Regions from separate parts of the Homo sapiens genome. Here region 2 is linked to region 1. A link is a contact called in ENCODE Hi-C or POLR2A ChIA-PET data. All regions are on one chromosome and are shown on one strand. The core of a region is the stretch at or near the end of the contact, and the rest is flanking DNA. Distances in the headings are between cores, read along the strand shown. Region 1 overlaps IL17RA (interleukin 17 receptor A). Region 2 overlaps CECR2 (CECR2 histone acetyl-lysine reader).

The links. A loop is a pair of places that touch in the nucleus more often than their neighbours do. ChIA-PET counts read pairs that join two places held with the same protein, here RNA polymerase II (POLR2A). Pooled maps may share reads with other maps.
Region 2: a map of ovary shows a loop between it and region 1 (3-fold over the local background). The contact joins two enhancer-like sites. A Hi-C loop is called at or near these places in 11 of 168 maps with a recorded cell type or tissue (HCT116, Right ventricle myocardium superior, adrenal gland and 7 more), 2 of 37 single-sample maps with no recorded cell type and 10 of 50 pooled maps. POLR2A ChIA-PET finds 5 or more read pairs at or near these places in 2 of 52 experiments (CD4-positive, alpha-beta T cell and OCI-LY7).

Annotation. Positions count from the first base shown.
Region 1 is chr22:17,096,390-17,100,194 of GRCh38, reverse strand. IL17RA (interleukin 17 receptor A) reads right to left here. Exons shown (of 13, transcript NM_014339.7): 2 at 3,109-3,133; 3 at 2,252-2,398; 4 at 1,308-1,420. Among named protein-coding and RNA genes, the nearest start is that of IL17RA, 13 kb to the right of the region's middle. Within about 2 kb of position 1,759, at least 7 of the 41 ENCODE cell types and tissues checked have a DNase peak (open chromatin) inside an H3K27ac peak, as active enhancers do.
Region 2 is chr22:17,490,495-17,494,299 of GRCh38, reverse strand. All of the region lies in intron 2 of CECR2 (CECR2 histone acetyl-lysine reader), which reads right to left. Among named protein-coding and RNA genes, the nearest start is that of SLC25A18, 71 kb to the left of the region's middle. RefSeq lists an enhancer at 1-10. Within about 2 kb of position 1,884, at least 4 of the 41 ENCODE cell types and tissues checked have a DNase peak (open chromatin) inside an H3K27ac peak, as active enhancers do.

The DNA.
Region 1 (3,805 bases), core at 510-3,009:
TTGTTTTTTGTTTCCTCTGGTCCTTTCTGCCTGTTTTTTTTTTTTTTTTTTTTAAACCTGGATCTGGCCTCATCAGTAGACAGTGAATAAGGCAAAAGAATTTGGGGAAAGTGGAAGTAGTCCCACCCCTCCCACCTGCCCTCTCAAATTCTAGGACAATGGGTATGAGAGGGCGGAGCCAGGGGACTTGGGGCTATGGAGATCTGGCACACGCCAGGCAGGTAAAAACTATTTGTCAAATGATTCTTCCTCCTCAAACGGAAAAGCCAGGAACCTCTTGAGACCATTATGGAGTAAAAAGGTGCAAAGGACAAGCTAGAGACCCCCACTCACCCTGGGCCAGCAGGCACCTCAGTTGCAATGATATTTGAATTTGTGCTAAGTTATTTTCTGGGTGTTAGAGATTACAGACATCGACTCCAACCCCCATTCTAGTTACCCTGGTGGAGGGGCCGGGGTCCTTTGCTTCTAAGTGGACGGAGGAACCTGGTTCTCACCATTCGCATAGCAGTCAAGTTTGGGGGTCCTAATTTAACATCGGAGAGGGGTTCTGCCTTTGCTGCTTGAGTTTGTGGGAGATCTAACTTGTTTTCAAGTGACCATTTGCAGATTTAAACCAGTAGTCTTCAAACTAAGGCTCGCATCGTGATGACTTAAGGGTTAAGCACCAGTTGCTGGACCCCACCCTAAGAGTTTCTGGCCTGGGAAGTCTGGGGTGGGGCCAAACATCTCTACCACGTTCCCAGGTGAGGCTGAGGCTGCTGGTCTACGGACCACACTTTGAGACCCACTGCTTTAAACAAACTTAAACAAGAATCAACATTTCACCATTTAGCTGTGAGCAGCAAAATGAGACTAAGCTGTTGTAGTGCTCATTTGCCCACCTACAGCAGTTCTTTGGTCTGGGCGGTTTTTTCTTCCTGAAGGTAGGCCCCAGCTGAATCCAAGTTACACATAAAAGATGTTACACAAAGTTACACAAAGATGGCAGGAGGTAGGGCTGTGGAAGCTGCCTTCCAATTCAACTTCCTTTCCGAACGAATAGCTAGGTAAAGTGGGAAGAAAAACCAGGGGTGAGCAGGTGAGGGACGCTTTCAAAAATACGCTCTGTCCCTCACTATTGCTCACGGCGGCCACACCACTTCTCTTTTGACTTCTGCCCATCTCAGGCTGCCATTCTGAATTCCACAGACTCCCTCAGCACCTCTGGGTCTCCCCCACTCTAAATCAGGGTCTGAATTTGGGGACAAGAAGTCTGTACTGGTGTCATCAGTGGAACATAATCCACTCAGGAGCTGTGTTCTTACCCGCCTGTGGTGATGCCTCAGTTTGGACAGAAACTCAAACCTGACGCACAAACGTTCATTGGTGTTCAGCTGCAGGACAGATAACTCTGCACCCTCGAGGTACAGGATGCTGGCTGCAGGAGAGGGAGAAGAGAAGACAAACAGATGCAGATCAGCCAAGACAAGTGCTGGGTGTGTCACTTCCCTATCTGTTGCGGTTGTTCACTCCTAAAAGAAAATCTGCCGTCTTACCCAACTCTCCACATCCTGTTCCTTTCAGTTCACTCTCTGGCCTCAGCCTACCGCCTTGCAGACAGTTATTTCCCAGCTGGGCAAGGAAAAATGACACTTTACACTGGGCTAGAAGTAAAGGCTTTGCAAACTTGTGGTGAGGGCTTTGACAATCTGGCATGGGTGTCAAACACAGCCATCCCCACCATCCTCACGAGGTTGTGGCTGTCAGCAGGAGCACTGAGGGCGGGGACTTCCAAAAAGAACTTCCCCCATGCCCCGTTCACAAATCTGGGGCTAGTGCTCATAAGCCCCAATCGTCCCAATTCTGTAACATAAACTCTCCATTCCTGAATAGGCTTGGGGGACGTTTTAAAAGTGCTGGCCCCTAAATTCAGGGAACAGGTTGACAAATGTGTTACCATTTTCCACTTCATTTTTGGTACTGTAGTCACAAAATTAACTGCTTGCTTTTTTTTCCCCTCAGGGTGCTAAAAATATTAGGTTGAAGGAAGTCCTTTCATGAAGAATGGTGTGATGAGAAGGTATCACTGTGGGTTAATATCTAAAATGCTGAACAAGTATTTGACTGCATGAAATGACGGATCCTTATAGCACTAAATTTGAACCCCCATGTCTGAGCACAGGACTGGGAGCCCAATCCTGAGCCTGACTGGGAGAGCCACTTGGAGGCAGGGAGAATCCCCCAGGGCCCTGCTGGCATGCCCACTCACCGTCTGTCTGCAGTGTCCATTCGATGTGAGCCACGGGGAACAGGTCTCCTTGTTGGGTGTGGGCAAAGTGCAGCTGGATCTGCAGGTCCTTTGGGGAGGAGGGGGTCAGGTTTCGAGGGTGAATCCAGCTGTCATCCAGGCAGGTACCTGGCAGCCAGGGAAAAGCAACATTCAGAGACTTATAGCCGAGACCCTGAGATGCCCCAGCAGCAGGTACAGACAGCTAGACAGCAAACAGCTCAGGGGCCCGCGGCCTTCCAGCCTGTGGCCCTTGGCCGCGTCCTCAGCTTTACTGCCCTGCTCCCTCTTCTCTAATGTTTACTGGGGTCACTGCAAACCTCTCAAGTCTAAAGGGAATTTTAGGAGAGAAGACAAAGTACACAAGTTGATTTTGAGAAGAAGTTGTGATTGGGAATAAGGGCACAGGAGGGATGCAGTTGTAGTAAGAGCTGCTTTATTGTTATATGTCAGGGGTCTCTAATTGGCTCAGACACTTGAATATGTGCCTCTTTGAATTAAAACAAAACAAAATCAACAGCACAGATGTCTCTCACTTTACAGTGACAAGCTGTGGCAAATCAAATTATATTATAGATACAGTAGGGCAGCTCCCCAGAGAATACTTTCACAATCCAAATGACAGTTCTGTTTCTCCTTTCCTGACTTTTGCATAATGAATGTTCTCGACAGGAAGCGCAGGTGCACGCATCCACAATTCTCCGGGAACCCTCCTGCGGATGGCTGTAGCTCACAGCCTGAACCTGGAGTGGCATGGCAAGACTTCTGTCAGAAGTTGGCAGCAGGCTCTCACTTGATTAAGAAGGCAACAAGAAGAAGAACAGAAAAAGATGACTTACTATTCTTGACCGTGCAGTTTAGCCCCTGTGGAAAAAAGAGGGTGGTTATTACAGCTGGGAAAAGGCTTGAATTCACATGCCAGGGCCAGATGCTCTCCACTGGCTCATTCTCAGGAATGCCATCTACACAGCCTGCCCTTCTCACTTTTTGGGGAATAGGATGAGGAGTGAGTCCAGGGGATGGCAAAGGGAATGGTGCTTTTTTTTTTTTTTTTTTGAGATGGAGTCTTGCTCTGTCGCCCAGGCTGGAGTGCAGTGGCGCGATCTCAGCTCACTGCAAGCTCCGCCTCCCGGGTTCACGCCATTCTCCTGCCTCGGCCTCCCAGGTAGCTGGGACTACAGGCGCCCGCCACCACGCCCGGCTACTTTTTTGTGTTTTTAGTAGAGACGGGATTTCACTGTGTTAGCCAGGATGATCTCGATCTCCTGACCTCGTGATCCGCCTGCCTCGGCCTCCCAAAGTGCTGGGATTACAAGCGTGAGCCACCGCGCCCGGCACAGGAATGGTATTTTATGAGGAACTGCTATGAGCTGGGACCTTGACAATTTTAAAAGACACTGAGAGGGTTCTCTTGGAGTGCCCTGAGAAAAGGGCCCCTTCATCTCCTAAGGTTTCCAACCTTCCTGGATAACACTGCTGCAAGAGGTGCGGAAGGGGTGAAGGGCAATATTTACAGTTTCTGTGACAGATCTGTTG
Region 2 (3,805 bases), core at 635-3,134, 390 kb before region 1:
TGGAGAAACCCCGTCTCTACTAAAGTAAATACAAAATTAGCCGGTTGTGGTGGCATATGCCTGTAATCCCAGCTACTCTGGAAGGCTGAAGCAGGAGAATCGCTTGAACCCGGGAGGCAGAGGTTGTGGTGAGCCAAGATCGCGCCATTGCGCTCCAGCCTGGGCAAGAAGAAACGCCGTCTCCAAAAAGAAAGAAAGAAAGAAAGAAAATGAAAAAGTGTTTTTTTAAAAACTGCTTTTTTAGTAGCCAGAAGTGTGTAGAAGACAATCATCCTTTGGCAATAAATCTCTTTATCTACCGCATGCTTTCGAGAATTTCTAATGTACACCAAGTTCCACAAACACTAAAGTCTGTTTTTTCCTGCAATAAAATAAAACATGGAATCAGTGAAATCTGTATCATTTCACCAGAATAGCAGCTTCACTGGAGGATGTGCAGAAGATGCTGGGCCAGGGAGCGAGACCTTTCTTATTCCAATGTGAGGTTGAGAAAGTACAGGCATACCAGCCCACAAACACTGCGTGTGCATCCGCAGTGCTGCTCCTTTAGACAACAGTCTGTCTGGAAGCCCTTACTTGTCTCAAACAATTCCATGTTTCAGATTCCTTCCCAACAGGCCTATTGTCCTACTCAGTTTAAATTACATCACTTTTGCTAAAAGCTTTCTTAAGGCATCTATCTCCATGCCACCTTAACTAGGAGACACCTGAGGGCCTACAATCCAAGACAATTCCATTTCCTTGTATGTAGATCAACCTTCTCCTAGAAATCTACATCTCCTTTTAAACATCAGAGAGTGAATGGGGAAAAATCTCTTGAGGGCAAAGGCACTGGCTAAGGGTGATTTGAAATAAAAAGGCTTCAGGAAGCTAAAAATCAGGCTAATTCTTTTGACTTACTGGTTCTTCATCTTCTATAGGACAGAAAACACTTAATAATTTGATAAAGACTACATACTTTCTCCCCCAGAAAAATGAGCACACAATTTTGCATGTACTTTCAGGTTTTACTATTTAAAGGAAAAAGAGGCCGGGCGCAGTAGCTCACGCCGGTAATCCCAGCACTTTGGGAGGCCGAGATGGGCAGATCACTTGAGGACAGGAGTTTGAGACCAGCCTGGCCAACACAGAGAAAGCCTGTCTCTACTAAAAATACAGAAATTAGCCAGGCATGGTGGTACGTGCCTGTAATCCCAGCCACTCGGGAGGCTGAGGCAGGAGAATCACTTGAACTCAGGAGGAGGAGGTTGCAGTGAGCTGAGATTGCACCACTGCACTCCAGCCTGGGCGACAGAGCCAGACTCTGTCTCAAAAATAAAATAAAATAAAATATAAAGTAAAATAAAATAAAGGAAAAAGAACAGTGGCACTGTGCTGCTAAAAACTAATGTGTACATATTTTTAAGCTTCTCAAGTTTAGATTACCTGGAACATTCATTCACTTACTCATCCATTCATCTCCTTGCAATTCCCTCTTAATGACTTAGTAATTCTCATCATTCTGAAATTATCTTGAACTATAATAAAACATTTCATTTAAAAATAGTAATGCAAAGATCAAACCAAACGGAATTTCTCAGAACAACAAGGTCTATTTTATTTCTTGTCTAGGAAAAGTTCCAAATACTCTTAAATGACCCATTTTCGCATTCATTTTCCATCCTACAAAACAGCAGTAAGAGACTGGCTCTTAATTACCTCTTTTTTTCCCTCTATGAGTGAAAGAGCAAGAAAGAGTGAAAATAAGAATGAGTCAACAACCTTTCCAAACTCTTAAAGTTAGCCATTTCTTAGAGGCCCAGCAGAGAATTTCTCAGCTTGCTCCAGACAGAACATGCTTCTACTGCTGAGACCAAGGACGGCACGACCTGATTCAAGTGTTCCAGCACAAGCCTCTGCCGGCTGGAACTGGCAGAATTCTTCACTGTGTAGGACAACACATTGTTAATATCTGCACCCTGTTTGGGGAGATCACAAGAAGAAGACTCTTAAGTTCTTTGAGGCATGTGTTAGGGACATGAAAGGGCAGCCATGGTCTCTCTACAGGGGAGCAATAAAGGTTTGGCACCAGGCTTCCCAGAATGGAGATAAGATGAAAAATCAAATTGCATTCTCCCATTTGCTACAACAATTTGTGAAGCAAATGAAATACATGTACACACAGGCCACGTTTAACATAAGTACTGAATTGAGATAAATATTCTGGTTCTAGTAGTAAAGCAACAAGTAAAAGATTCTGTATGAATACTTGATAAAGCATTTATTCTCGAAGCTTATAAAAAGACCAGGCCAAAATAATTAAAATAACAGTTCTTCTTCTCTAGGGCTGTAGAATAGCTACTATATCCCACATACTAAAATCAACATGACAGCCAAGATAAGTTAAAATCATGGTTATTTCAAATTAAAGGAAAATATGGTTAAGGCAGAATCTGCAAAACATCTTTGCCTAGAGAAACATGTACATAATACAGATTTTTACATGTGTTTATGAATGTTTATGTTGGGTAACCAAGAAAGTGAATAAACCCCAAATGTATCTTTAAAATGATAAAGGCTATTTTTTTAATGGAACCTAAATACTGTACAGATGAAGTGAGAAGTCTCAAGTATCATGTATAAGGCATGAAGAGGTACAATAAAAATTCTGAATAGCTCTGGATAAAATTTAAGGATATATATTGTTTGCCCTACGACTGCTAAACACCCACCCCCCCACACACACACACACAGAATAAGAAGCCAATAGTGGAAATAAAGTGATACACTTAAAACAAATTCATGTGCCTAAAAGAAAGCATTAAAGGACCAACAAAGGAACAAAAAGCAGAAGGCAGCAGAGAAGTTTCTCAACCTTAGCCACTTGGGAAATGCAAGTCAAAACCATAATGAGGTACCACCTCATGTCCACTATAATGGAGGACGTCAAAAAACACACAGTAACAAGTGCTGACCAGGATGCAGAGACACGGAATCCTCACACACGGCCGGTGGGAAGGCTAAGTGTGCAGCTGCTGTGGAAGTTTCGCCAAGTTGCACTGAACTACCAACCCAGCCACTCCAACTCCTAGGTGTACACCCCAGAGAAAAGGAAAACACATCCACACAAAGACTTGCGCACAAATGTTCAAAGCGGCAGAATTCCTAACAGCCAAAAGCTAAAATCTGCGTACATACCCATGAACTGAAGGATTAAGTGTGTATCCACACAATGAAGTATTATTTTACCATAAAAATGAATGAAGTACTGATTCATGCTACAACATGGTTAAAACTTGAAAAATAACTCTAAGTGAAAAAAGCCAGATACAAAAGGACACTTCCCATATGGCTCCAGTTATAAGATGGGCCTACAACACTCAAACCTGTGGAGACAGTAAGAATAGTGACGCTGGGAAGTGGGTGGGAGGAAACAGGGAATGATTGCTAATGGTACAAAGTGTCTTCTGTAGGGTAATAGAAGTATTCTGCAATTAGATAGTGGTGATGGTTGCACAATTTTGTTAATACATAAAAACCAATGAATTGTACACTTTAAAAAAACACAAGGAGGCCTGGCATGGTGGCTCATGCCTGTAATCCTAGCACTTTGGGAGGCTGAGGTGGACAGATCATGAAGTCAGGAGTTTGAGACCAGCCTGGCCAATATGGTGAAACCCTGTCTCTACTAAAAATAAAAAATAAAAATAAAAAAAAAATTAGCCGGGCGTGGTGGCATGCACCTGTAATCCCAGCTACTCGGGAGGCTGATGCAGGAGAATTGCTTGCACTCAGGAGGCGGAGGTTGCAGTGAGCTGAGATCACA